Linked DNA regions of Homo sapiens: region 1 is linked to region 2. The links are chromatin contacts, found by Hi-C in ENCODE. All regions are on one chromosome and are shown on one strand. Each heading gives the region's core, a stretch centred on a gene start or an enhancer-like site at or near the end of the contact. The rest is flanking DNA. Distances are from core to core; before and after follow the strand shown.

Region 1 (6,340 bases), core at 658-3,157, 500 kb after region 2:
TCACGGATGCTCCACAGGGCAGGCCTAAGCCGCCTAAGGGGCTGCCTCGGCCATCCGTCAGTCACCTCGTTTCCCAGTCAGGGAACCAAGAAATGTAGCAGGGTGAGCCGCAGACAAAACCTCTCAGACACTGAGTTGTAGAAGGCAGGGCTTTATTCAGCTGGGAGCATCGGCAAGCTACTGCCTTCAAATCTGAGCTCCCTGAATACACAATTTCTGTTCCTTTTAAGGGCTCACAACACTAAAGATTTCACATGAAAGGGTCGTGATTGATTTGAGCAAGCAGGCGGTACGTGACAGGGGCTGCATGCACCGGTGGTCAGAGAGAAACAGAACAGGGCAGGGAGTTTCACAATGTTCTTCTATACAATGTCTGGAATCTATGAATAACATTGGTTTTTAAGTTATGAGTTGATTTTTAACTACTGGGTTTAGTCCAGGCAGGCCCAGGCCTGGTTTCAGGCCTGGCGCCGGGCTGCCTGTCTTTGGTTTTACTTCCTTGTTTTTTCTTAAAAGAGGTACTGAGTATAAAACAATATAAAACAATATGAGAGGGTATCTCTCTTCCCTCAGTTTGGGAGTGGAGGTTTGAGAGCAGCCCAGGCAGAGGCTCATCAGGGTGCATGGGAAACATCCTAATTTCTTCCGAAAAATATTCCTCCTACCCACCACCTCTCATAGGCCCAGGGGCTCTGAACCCTCTGACACCATCTGAGGCCAGAGCCTAGCAAGTGTTCAGGCACCCATGCACCATTATTAAAGGGAACTCAGACCCACTCTGATGGAAAAGGAGCCCAAAGCATTCCTGTCATCAGTCTCTACCCGGCTGAAGGATCCCCCGGCCTCCCTTTTGCCAGTCTGATTCCTCTGCTGGTCCAGGAAGCCCACCATGACCTGGCCTACCATGCCAGGCCATCTCCGACCCAATCTTATTCCATCTCTGCAGAGTGTCCCCTCCCTCCCCCACCTTCTGACTGAGCAACCTACGTCCCCTTCCTTCAGTATAGACAGCACTTACAATGCTGTGAGACAGTCACTTGTCTGCACAGCTTCCTCCACCAACAGGAGCTCCTTGAGGCGAGGCACAGTGTCTTCTGTGTCCCTGGAGCCAAGCGCATGGCTCAGCCCAGGTCACGTGTCCAGTGAATGGGTGGCATCTGAGCCTCCTGCACCTGTGGTCAGACTTTCCCCCATGCCTGCCCTGGGCAGAGGCTCCTCTCTTCCAGGCCTTGTTCAGGGTGACCCTGTACTTGAAGTGTCTTCTCATTTCATCACTGTCTTAAACATCAAAGTCCACCTGTGGCCCCACCTCCTTTAAGAGCTGTGTGAGCACCTTGGTGCAGATGGCTTCTCATACATGCCTCAATACAGGCTTGTGAGAGAGATAGTCCTGTGCCCATTTCACAGATGGGAAGCCGACTCAAAGACATTCAAGGACAAGTTTGATGTCACACTGCTAAGTGGCAGAACCAGGACTCAAACCCAGGTCATCTGACTCCAGGACCTGTGCTCTCTACATCTCATTGGTTACTCAAGACTCATCCTTGGATCAGAACCTGCAAGGGTTTTATGATCCTTTTTCCAGACACAGCTGAGGAATGAGCAGGAAGAGCTGCATTTGATAGGATTATTACTGACACTAAAAGTTAACGTTCAACTCTAGACAGTGGCTCTTCCTGGGCAGTTGGTTCCTGCTCTCACCACTGAAGCCAGTTCTGAAACCTCTCTGGGCTGGGCATTTACAGCTTTCTGTGTTACAGGTTACTAAATGCATCTTGAAAGGCTGGTTTTCCTCTTGGGAGGGGCTGACTTTACCCTTTAGGAGAATTGCAAGGCTACTAGGGCTCTGCCCATTGGGAAACACCTCTCTATGACTCTATAAATGTCCAAGGTGGCCCCAAGGGAGGACTTCTGCAGCACAGCTCCCTTCCCAGGACGTGAAAATCTGCCTTCTCACCATGAGGCTTCTAGTCCTTTCCAGCCTGCTCTGTATCCTGCTTCTCTGCTTCTCCATCTTCTCCACAGAAGGTAGGGCAGCCCCCAGGGTGCAGATCCCTGAGCAGGATTTCAGCATCTGGGAAGACTCTGATCAGGATTTGTTGGAGGGCAGGCCTTGGCGGGCAGGCCTTGGCAGGCAGTCCTGAGCCCCGGAAAGATGGGCTCTTTCTCCTGAACCTATAGGTTTGGGGCTCAGGACTGCCTGCAGGTGGCTTGGGGGTTCCATTCACAGCCCCTGCACCCCCAAATACATACCCAGCCTAAGTAAAGTGGTGTGTTCGCCATGCAAACACACATACAACCTCTCAGCTAGATTACTGTGCTTAAGTCCTACCTATCTAGAATTTCTGGAGCCATTCTCTTGTACTTGTGTCATGCTTGGAACAGAGTAAATTAGTGTTGGGCAAATGAATACATTAATTAGTAGACCATCTAAGTCTGAACATCCCAAAACCTCATGCCCAGAAAATATCCATGAGCAGCTGAAATGAAGGTGTGTGTGGTAGGGAGGTGGGGTATGTTTATGCATGTTTAGAAGGGGACACCATCTTTTTACCTCTATAGATATGAATATTTAGCTCTCTTGCCCTTTTTTCTTTTTTCTTTTTTTTTTTTTTTTTGAGATGGAGTCTTGCTCTGTCACCCAGGCTGGAGTGCAGTGGCGCTATCTCAGCTCACTGCAATCTCCGCCTCCTGGGTTCAAGCAATTCTCTGCCTCAGCCTCCCAAGTAGCTGAGATTACAGGTGCCCACCACCAAGCCCAGCTAATTTTTGTATTTTTAGTACAGACAGGTTTCACCATCTTGGCCAGGCTGGTCTTGAACTCCTAACCTCGTAATCCTCCCACCTCGGCCTCCCAAAGTGCTGGGATTACAGGCGTGAGCCACCATGCCTGGCTGCCTTTCTTGATTCAGATAGCTGAGTGTTTCAATCCATTTTTCTCTTGTCTAACCCTCTAGAAACTGCCTACATTTATTTTTTGTTTTAGTGGTTATGGTTACTCAAACTTTTGGGTGGGGGGAGCTGGAGCTATAGAAATATATAAAGAGAAGAAAAACACTCAATTCCATGATTCAAGAGTAGCCATGTTCAACATTTTGTTTATTTCCTTGCATGTAGAATTTTTAAAAATTAATTGATGTACCTATATGTTCAAGGTTATATCTTTTTTATTTATCACTATATATATTGTTATAATCACCCAAAATGCTTATGATTGAAGATATTCTGGAAGCATTTACAACCCAGTGTCAGCAGCAGCCATCTCTGAGTAGTGGGATTATAACAAGTGTTTGTTTTACAAAGTTTCTGCGATGAAAATGTGCCACATATATAATAAGGAAAACAGTGATTAGAATTCCTCATAAACACAGCCCGTGACATGCAATTTATCAGACCTCTATTTTTGGACATGTTGGAGGTTGCCAGTGATACCCTAGTGACAATTAAATGAGGATAGATACCTTCCCCCATAAAGTTTCCTATCCATTTAGGACTATCTGTAGCAAACTCTTGAAGTAGCATTAATCAACTAATATTTTCAGGTATAACTTGCTACAAGTGAACGTACTATGATGAATTTACATGCTTAGACATTTAGATAGTTCACAATTGTGTGCTTTTCCTTTTTTGAAGCAAGATCTTGCTCTCTTGCCCAGGTCGGAGTGCAGTGGCATGACCACGGCTCAGTGCAGGCTTGACTTCCAGGGCTCAAGCAATACTCGCACCTCAGGTTTTCCAGTAGCTGGGAAAACAGGTGCGCACCACAATGCCCTGCTAATTTTTAAAATTTTTTGCAGAGACGAGGTCTCTCTAAGTTGCCCAGGCTGGTCTTGAACTTCTGGACTCAAGCCATCCTCCCACCTTGGCCTCCCAGAGTGCTAGGATCACAGGCATGAGCCACCACACCTGGCCTACTTTGCACATTTTAATTATGTGGTAAAAGGTATATATGTACATAAAGTATGTCCTTTATTCAGGCTTTTTTTCTTTTTTTCTTTTTTTTATTTTTTTGAGACGAAGTTTTTGCTCTTGTTGTCCAGGCTGGAGTGTAATGGCATGCTCTTGGCTCACCACAACCTCCGCCTCCCGGGTTCAAGTGATTCTCCTGCCTCAACCTCCTGAGTAGCTGGGATTACAGGCATGCACCAACATGCCAGGCTGATTTTGTATTTTTAGTAGAGATGGGGTTTCTCCATGTTGGTCAGGCTGGTCTCGAACACTCGACCTCAAGTGATCCGCCCACCTCAGCCTCCCAAAGAGCTAGGATTACAGGCATGAGCCACCACACCCAGCTCAGGCTTATTTTCTTAGGCTAGATTGCCAAGGGGAGAATTATTATGTCAAAGAAACTACTTATTGGACAGGAATCTGAAAAGGATGTGTTTTGGGGCCATGTGTCTCCCAACATTGTTATTTCTGAAAAGTAAATCACAACAAGGCCCACTCTTTCCCTAGGACCTCTCGTAGCCTGGCTCATCCTGAGTTTCTCTGGATAAATATTCCTGAGCCCTGTGCCTTGGAAGGGGAAGCTCACTCACAGACAAGCCCACTAAAGACAGTCTCTCTTCCTTTGTGTCCACCCTCAGGGAAGAGGCGTCCTGCCAAGGCCTGGTCAGGCAGGAGAACCAGGCTCTGCTGCCACCGAGTCCCTAGCCCCAACTCAACAAACCTGAAAGGTAAGTACCCCCACCTCGTCCAGACTGTGGGGCAGAAGTTCTACAGTGGCCATGGGACCAGCCACACACACTGATCAGCCCCCACCCATGGCTGGCATCAGGCTCTGGCTGGGAGGACATCTTTGTTTTGTTGATTAATTTGTTGACTCCCCCCCAAAAGTCAACAAATTAATCATTTTAAACTGAATACATTCTGCCATGGAAAAAAAGCAGGATGCAATTAGAAGATGTTGTGTGGAAACACACTTACTTTAGGTGGGAGGTGTCTGAGGAGGTGACATTTATGAGACCTGGCTCATTTATGAGCCAGGAGCCTGGCTGAGGACTGTGGAGGTGGGGGATGCAGGCAGAGGAGGCAGCAAGGGTGAAGGGCAAGAGTGGGGTATGGAAGACAGATGGTAGCAGGGCTTGAGAGGTACTCCCAGAAGCTAAGGACCAAAGCTGCCTGTGAACCCTGTGGACCTGGGGCACAGATCAGCATGCAGGTCACCAGCAGGGGAGTGGGCCTGAGGGTCCAGAGAGCCATAGCTTGGCAGGAGATAAGGCAGCCCCAGAGATGCCAGCAGGCAGCATCCAGGCTGCATGACCAGAACGAGGCCCAGAAGAGCAAGGCTGCCCTCTCCCTGAGGCCTGGGGACACTGGGAGGCCTGTGGCGGACAGGCCCAAGCTCAGGAGGGCTGCGGGCACCCAGTTCCCTGCACAGGGGCTGCAGGCCCAGAGCAGATATTCACTGGAGTTGCCCAGCCCAGGTGGAAGGGTCAGGCTGCTGGAGCTTGGGTAGGGCAGGCAGATCCCCAAGGGGAGACTGTGGACCCTGAGTCAGACAGCCTGACACCAACCTGGGGCTCCTGCCTGAACTCTGCAGCCCCAGTGCCCACTCTCAAGAGGCTGAGGAGGTCCCGGCCCCACTTGCTCCTCTGCGGCCATGGCCCATGGGGTCCATGACCAGCGCCGGAGCCTCCATGCCTTTCCCAGCTACCAAGGGGATGCTCAGCTGTGATGCAGGAGAGGGATAGAGGGAGGAAGCAAGACAGCATGACTCCAGCCGCAGACCTTCTCCCGGAGATGCTGACAGCCCTTTCTTCCAAACTGGCATCACACCCAGCCGGCCAGGATAAAAATAACCAGCTCTCACACACCTCTTGCTGAACCAGTGTGAGGTGCCAGCCCAGGCAGGATGCAGGGTGAGCGCAGGCTGTGGCTCTGCTCCCCCAGGCCCCTGGTTCTGTGAAAGAAGGTGAAAACCTTCCAGAGAGAGGTGGAGGCGAGCCCCAAGAGCTCACACCCTCCCCCTCCACTTCCCCTCTCCTGCACCAACTGCTCAGAGGCAGGAAGTTGAGGGGGTGTGTGAGCCCCCACCACAGACACACACACAACAAACCAAAACACATAAACACAAATACCTACACACATAAGTAGATACACACCACACAACCACACACACAGACACACACAAATACATGCGCACACAGACTCACACCACACACTACAGACACACAGACACATACACGCTACACAACTACACACAGAAACACAGCATATACACACAACACACGGTATAGTGATACACACCTAGACACATATACACAGCACAAACACACACCACACAACTACACACACAGACACATACTACATGCACTCTACACACACACACCACGCACTA
Region 2 (6,404 bases), core at 2,668-5,167:
TCCTTTGCTGATTTGGAGTTTTTGCTGATTTCTTACCCTCAGAAGAGGCTTTTGTGACCATAAGAATTCTGAAAGGCAAATCAAGCAATTAAAATTGTTACTCCCACTTGATAGATGAAGAAAAGAGTTTGGAGATATCTAGAGATTAGTTCATAGTACCCTAGCTCATGAGTGATGACTAAGGTTTGAACCCAGTCATTTTGCCTAAATGAGCTCCCATTCCATTCTGCCATGTGCTATATAAGGAGCATGTTAGATATTCAAACATGAAGGTGGTAACCCCCATAAAACTGAACAGCAGGACAGATGTTGTTTGCCGGAGGCTGAGCCAGATCTGTCTATGAGTGCCAAATTGCTGTCTCAGCGCTGCTGCTGATGCATAGTCTGCTCGCCTGCCCCAGGCACTAGGAGCAACAGGGAGGACCTTCCATATGGCACAAAAGTCCCCAAAGCTCTAGGAGGCACAGCCATGTGACTCCACTGAACTTGCTTTAACACTTCAGCCATGAGCAGCTGGGGCAATGGTCTAGCTTTGGTCAGGATGAACTTAGGGGCTGCCTACAGAGTCCACCTGATGTCTAGGTCCAGGCAGTACCTTCACGGCAAATGTAATTTTCAGTTAAGCAAATTCTGGGTAATTACAGGATTTTTGATATTTTATTAATGAATGAGCTTGCACGAGATATTGAAGGCAATCCATGAGCATATGCATATTTGTGTCATGAAAGCATTTTGGGTTTATTTGTCTCTCGGTACAGCAGAGGCACAGTTGGTATCTGGTGGTTTAAGACAAGCAAAATGAAATCCTTTCCTTTTACAATTATATAAAGCCAAGTTATAAATCAGGAAGGTACCCTGCAAATCATCTCATCTACTATTTTTATAAATGAGATGACTGACGTCTCAGGGGCACCAGTGGAACTTGGTTGTGGTCACAAAGCTGACAAGTACAGAAGCCTGGATCTGCCCCATGATGCCTGGACTTGAGTTTCCCCACTCTTTTGTGTCAGGTAAAAGTCAAATACATATAAAGTACCAGTTCTCTATTTTTCTCTTCTTTCCTTTTGTTTTTGTTCCTCTTTCATTTCTTTATTATCCAATTCAATTCATAATTTAATAATTTTCCCATTCTCTGTCTATTTATGTACTTTGCTCATTTTCTCCCCTTTAAGAATGTGTAAGAATATTCTTTATACAATGCGTTCAATCTGAAAAAGCTTTGTTGGTTTGTTTTTTCTGTTTCCAGTGCTTGTAAAATGGAAACTAAGGATAAGTGTCTTGGCTAAGTTTACACAGCTATCCAGAAACATGTTAAAGCTTTCTTTGCTGTCAGTCTCAAATATTTCTTTACTTATGACCATAACACTTTATCTTTTCTTGTTTCTTTCTGTTTTTTTTTTTTTTTTTTTTTTTTTTTTTTTTGAGACAGTCTGGCTCTGTCACCCAGGCTGGAGTGCAGTGGCGTAATCATGGCTCACTGCAGCCTCAACCTTTCTGGTTCAAGCAATCTTTCCACCTCAGCCTCCCAAGAAGCTGGGACTACAGTCGCATGCCACCAGGCCCAGCTAATTTTTGTATTTTTTGTAGAGCCAGGAGTATGCCTTGTTGCCCAGGCTGATCTCAAACTTCTGGGTTCAAGCAATCCATCCACCTCAGCCTCCTAAAGTGTTGGGATTACAGGCTTGAGCTACCACGCCCAGCCCATTTTCTTTCAATATAGTTAACACTTGTGGGCCATGACCTTCATATTATTGGTAGCATGACAGCACTGTTTTTTCTTCAATACCTACATAAACTCATAAAAATCTTTAGTATTCGCTTCTTCAAACTTCTAAAATTTTAAAAGAGGAGCTCACACAATTTCACTGGTGGGACATTATGGCAACTAGTTTCAACACTTACAAGGGAGAGATTTTATTGTGATGCCTCATAAAATAATTACTATCCTAATTTTAAAAAGCATAAAAGTATATTTTCAACAACTACTGACACATGAATGAACGACATCACATCATTAGCACATCCTTCTCAATTTACATATTCTTTGAAAATCTCATTTACTGAGGTTATTTATGTCTTCATTTACCATTCACTACCTTGATTAGCCTAGGTTAATCAAAATTGCTTTAAGGAAATTGATTAGTTAAAAGTCTTTCTGACGTAATCTGTCAAGCATACCTGATTCAGTCCTACTGTGTGTACTGAACTTAGGCTTTCTTGTGCTCGTCTTCTTCACAGATACCCCCATGAGACTCCGAATATGCCTGAGGCAGACTGAAGTGTAGGTTAACAGATTTTTTATTTGCTTAAGGGTATAATGGATTTCATGAATACTTAACGACTGAATGAGTTTAGGCCAATGGCTGAAAACAAAGGCTAAGACCATTGTACTGGACTATAGTATTTAAGCTACTTTCCTCATCACACCCGCTTCTAAGGAATCTACCAGTCCTTCAGCCCGTAGATGGCCTTTCTTTTACTATGTAACCCATGTCCTTCACTTTTTATAGCTATTTGAACCAAAGATGAGCACTTCATGTAAAAGTAGTAAAATAAAGCCTGGATGGTGATTTTTGACTTGACATGAAGAAGTAAGTATGGTTAATCACAGTTTTCTTCCAGAAATTTGAAGTAAAAAATTTTGAAAGAATTAGTTCACATGTAGGGAGATCAACAAACATATGAAAATACAAGACTGACACCTTGCCCTCTTCCATATGAATATGTTTATTATTTAGTGTAATCGTAAAAAATATACTTTGAATTCAGGAATAAACCTCAAAATACAAGAACACGCTATCTAATACTATCCCCCCAAATAAATAGTGTCTTGAGCCCCTTTCCTATATATTTCTGATTCCCTAATCAGAAATATAATACATAACAATCCTTATAGATATAATAATTATAATTATAAGTCACAACTTCTATTTTTCTACCAATGATTAGGCCATTTATAACTTTCTTTTTCATTGGAATAACAGTGTACTTTTTATTCTGAAAGCCCAGTTCATCTGATGGATGGACCCCTTCTATAGCAAACATTTCAGGTAAACATATTTTATTTTTATTTTCATGCTAAAATTTTTTTTGTTTACTTTTTTTAGTACAAAGATCATGAGTAAGGGCCCAAGAAATAAACAGAGTTTCTGATTCCTAGATCAATTTTAGTTTTAGCCCACATGTTTCCTTAAAATCAACATCCTCTTTTGGGAAAAAAATGCAGATGACTTCTTTCTCACAACCAAAGAATGAAACTAAAACATGTCCTAGTAAACTGAGAAATCCTTATTATCCTTAACATTGACAGGAGTGTATGGAATTCTCTTGCTTTTGGGAGACCCTCACCCGACCTGGCTGAGGATCAGAAGGGTGTGGATGATAAAGTACTATGGCGCAGGTGTACTTACGTAATCTTCCTACCAAATTCCCTATGTATTCCTAAAAACATATAGCAGCGCTTTCTAAACACTGGTTCATGGAGTCCATCTGTAATGATTTTCCTAGAAATGAGAAAAAAAATTCTGTAGTTAATTTTATATAAAAAAATTTATTAAATTTAAAAATATGTTCTTCATGTAAATATCTCCTCCTTTCTATATTCTGGAGTTTGAATATTCTTTCTTTTGTGAAAAGATAATATTAAATAGTGTTTCTTTCTCAAGATCTCATCTTGGCCTGGTAAAATACTGGCCACCATATGTTAATCCAAATGTACATTTTAAATTTTACTAAAAAATTCAGCATAGAGACTACTGAAGTAGAATCAAGACTTGCTGGAAAAATAACCATGTGCTGAACCAGGAAGCCATACAGAAGCCACAGGTAAGGCCAAGAAAGAATGATCATGGGCCTTACAATGAGCTTTGGTGTAGCCAAGGGTGTCATGGTTGCTCAGGAGCCAAAGGGTCACCTTAGGAGCTCACAAACAGGAGGAGGAATCTGGGGGCCAGAGTTTCAGTGATTTTGCTAAAAGGGTAGTTACCAAACAATACTGTTTATTACCATGACTACAGCCTCATTCCATGTGAGTATCTCCTGGTCTGTGAAGCCCAAGAAAGGTGGATTTTTTTTTAAAACCCAAAGAAATTGGACACTAGACTTAATGAGATACATGGAATCCTGTGAACATTCCCTCTTCTGTGCACTTGTATATGTGGTTTCATTTTTCCACCTAGGCCTATGGTTTCTAATCCCGGGTGCATATTAGAAACACCTAGGAGTTTTATATAACCACCCAAAGAGCACTGTGATGAGTCTGGAGGACTTGACCTTCTCCACGGTGTGCCCTTGTATAAGCCACTTCATTCCAGTTTCTTATTACAAAATAAAGTCACTGGAATAAATGATCTCAAAGCTTCCTTTTAGCTCAGATGTTCTACAATTCTGTTCTCTTCCACACATCTATTTTTTCCCCAAGAAGGAAGTGCCATGTCTTGATTCCAAGATGGAAAAATGACATTAATTTTTAATATATTTTCCTTCATTTAAATTTTGATTTTTTTAAAAAAAAATTTTCATTTTTTTTTAAATGAAACAACTCAAGTGCCTGGTTTTTATCTTAAAAGCAGAGATGGCAAAGAATTAGAGTACCTTATTGCTTCTTTTGCTGGGGATGCATGGCCATAGTTCACTGAAGGACAGCAAGTTCTCTTTGTTGACACACCCAAAGGACTTGCTGGAATTACAGAAATTGCTAGAAAGCTGTTCACAGAGAAATGTCTCATCAGAAGCACTCTGCTACAAAACCGCTTGAGGAGGTCGTTGGAGGCAGCTGCTGGCCACCAGGAGTTGCTGGCTGCTGTGCACTGCAGAACCTGGACACCAGAGAAAGTGCAGGCCCTGCTGGGGAAGTCCTGTGTGTGACAGGAGCTCGACCTAGAGAAACCACATAATTCAGCAGGAGTCTGCACAAGGAGCACACTGGAAGCAGGAAGCAAAACTCTTTCCTTTCTTCTGAAATTTCTCTCAAGCACTCGCTACTATCAAAATTTAGCATTGTGTTTGCTAGTAGAGAAAAAATATTTAAAGGCCCCAGATCCACTTTCATAGAACAAGCTAAAAGAGTGAATTAGAAGCTGAGATGCCATAAACTGATAACAGCATAAGCTCCTCGAGGGAGACAGCATGTCTGACTATTCCTATGTTCTTCTGCCTGGGGAACAAAGGGATTGCAGAATGTTTGTGGAAATTGCTGTTACTGTACACATCAATTGTTCTGTGTGTGTTGTCCCCAAAGCCCCCACTGTGGGAAACAGGCCCAAGCAGCATCTGGGTTTTCCCCTGATTTCCAACCTGTACTCCGTCTTCCTCTCATGTTCTTGTCTTACCACTGGAACTGGACTCCAGCTGTGGGTCTCTCACCTTGGAATAGTTTTCTCCAGACACTTCCTTAGTATTCTTTGATTCCACAGACTCTAAAATAGAGAGAAATTCACTAAACCATGTTTACTTTAGGTAAAATGGAACGCATCATCATATCCAGTGTGGATGGACACAGAGCAGGTGCTGACTAAGGAAGTTAGGCAAAGCATTATAGTCTCCAGGCTGCAGTTCCACTGGGCCAATGTTATTTGCAAACACTGTGGGGCTCTGCAAATCTGAGGAAGAATTAAGTCCCCAGACACCTGAGAAAACTCTGGAGGGGCCCACAGAGCCAATGAAGACAAATGTGCAATGGGTTTAGATATTTTTTCTTTAAATTCTTGTTTATGACTTTAATTTTTACATAAACTCATTATCAAGATAACGAGGAAGGATAAAAATGACATGGACAGAGAATGGAAGGGAAAAAGCTGAAACATTGAGAAGCTAGAGTTTCAAAGTTAGAAGCAATAGCTGACATCAAACAGAACTGAAAATAACTGAGTGTATTTCCTTATTGCTTCTTATGAAAGATATCCTGCTTTCCATATTAGTTGTTCAGTCACCTTCCTTAAACAGGCATAGAAAAGTATCATCAGTGCCACAGTCCCTTGTTTCATAAGGATAGGGAAAACAGGGCCTAGTATTTTGGCAATTTGACTTTAGAGCACGGAGAAGCACAGACATGGTAAACGGAAGCAGTGTATACTGAATGCGTTTTTTAATTCCTCTGCTAGAACTCCATATTGTCACCTGCATATTGCAGATGATGTTCTGATTGGAGCTGCCAAGGGCCCTAGAAGCAGGAAGTACCATCAGTCCCAAGCTTTGTTCTGCATAGGAACAGGTGTTATGAAGTGATGAATGGAGAAATCTCAGCTGCCCCACAGAGGGTCCCATGGGTGAAGAAAATCTTGAATGTGCCAAGTTCCAGAGTTAGCCTTCCTCGCTACATGTCTTGAAAATAAATCACATTGAAATCATGTCGACCTGTCCAATGTTGATAAGGATCTCAGGGATAACTAATTAAAAATGCCAGT

The links. A loop is a pair of places that touch in the nucleus more often than their neighbours do. Pooled maps may share reads with other maps.
Region 1: a loop to region 2 is called in a map with no recorded cell type, with 4 times the contacts of the local background. The contact joins the promoter of GPR15LG here to the promoter of LINC02650 in region 2. A Hi-C loop is called at or near these places in 6 of 37 single-sample maps with no recorded cell type and 4 of 50 pooled maps.

The regions. Positions count from the first base shown.
Region 1 is chr10:84,171,894-84,178,233 of GRCh38, forward strand. GPR15LG (G protein-coupled receptor 15 ligand) reads left to right here and starts at 1,908. Exons shown (of 3, transcript NM_207373.3): 1 at 1,908-2,028; 2 at 4,587-4,676. The coding sequence starts at 1,959. CERNA2 (competing endogenous lncRNA 2 for microRNA let-7b) reads right to left here and starts at 183. Exons shown (of 2, transcript NR_134505.1): 1 at 1-183. RefSeq lists enhancers at 1-3, 318-557, 1,378-1,427, 4,934-5,435.
Region 2 is chr10:83,673,172-83,679,575 of GRCh38, forward strand. LINC02650 (long intergenic non-protein coding RNA 2650) reads right to left here and starts at 3,918. Exons shown (of 5, transcript NR_134317.1): 1 at 3,859-3,918; 2 at 3,411-3,503; 3 at 2,179-2,274; 4 at 1-68.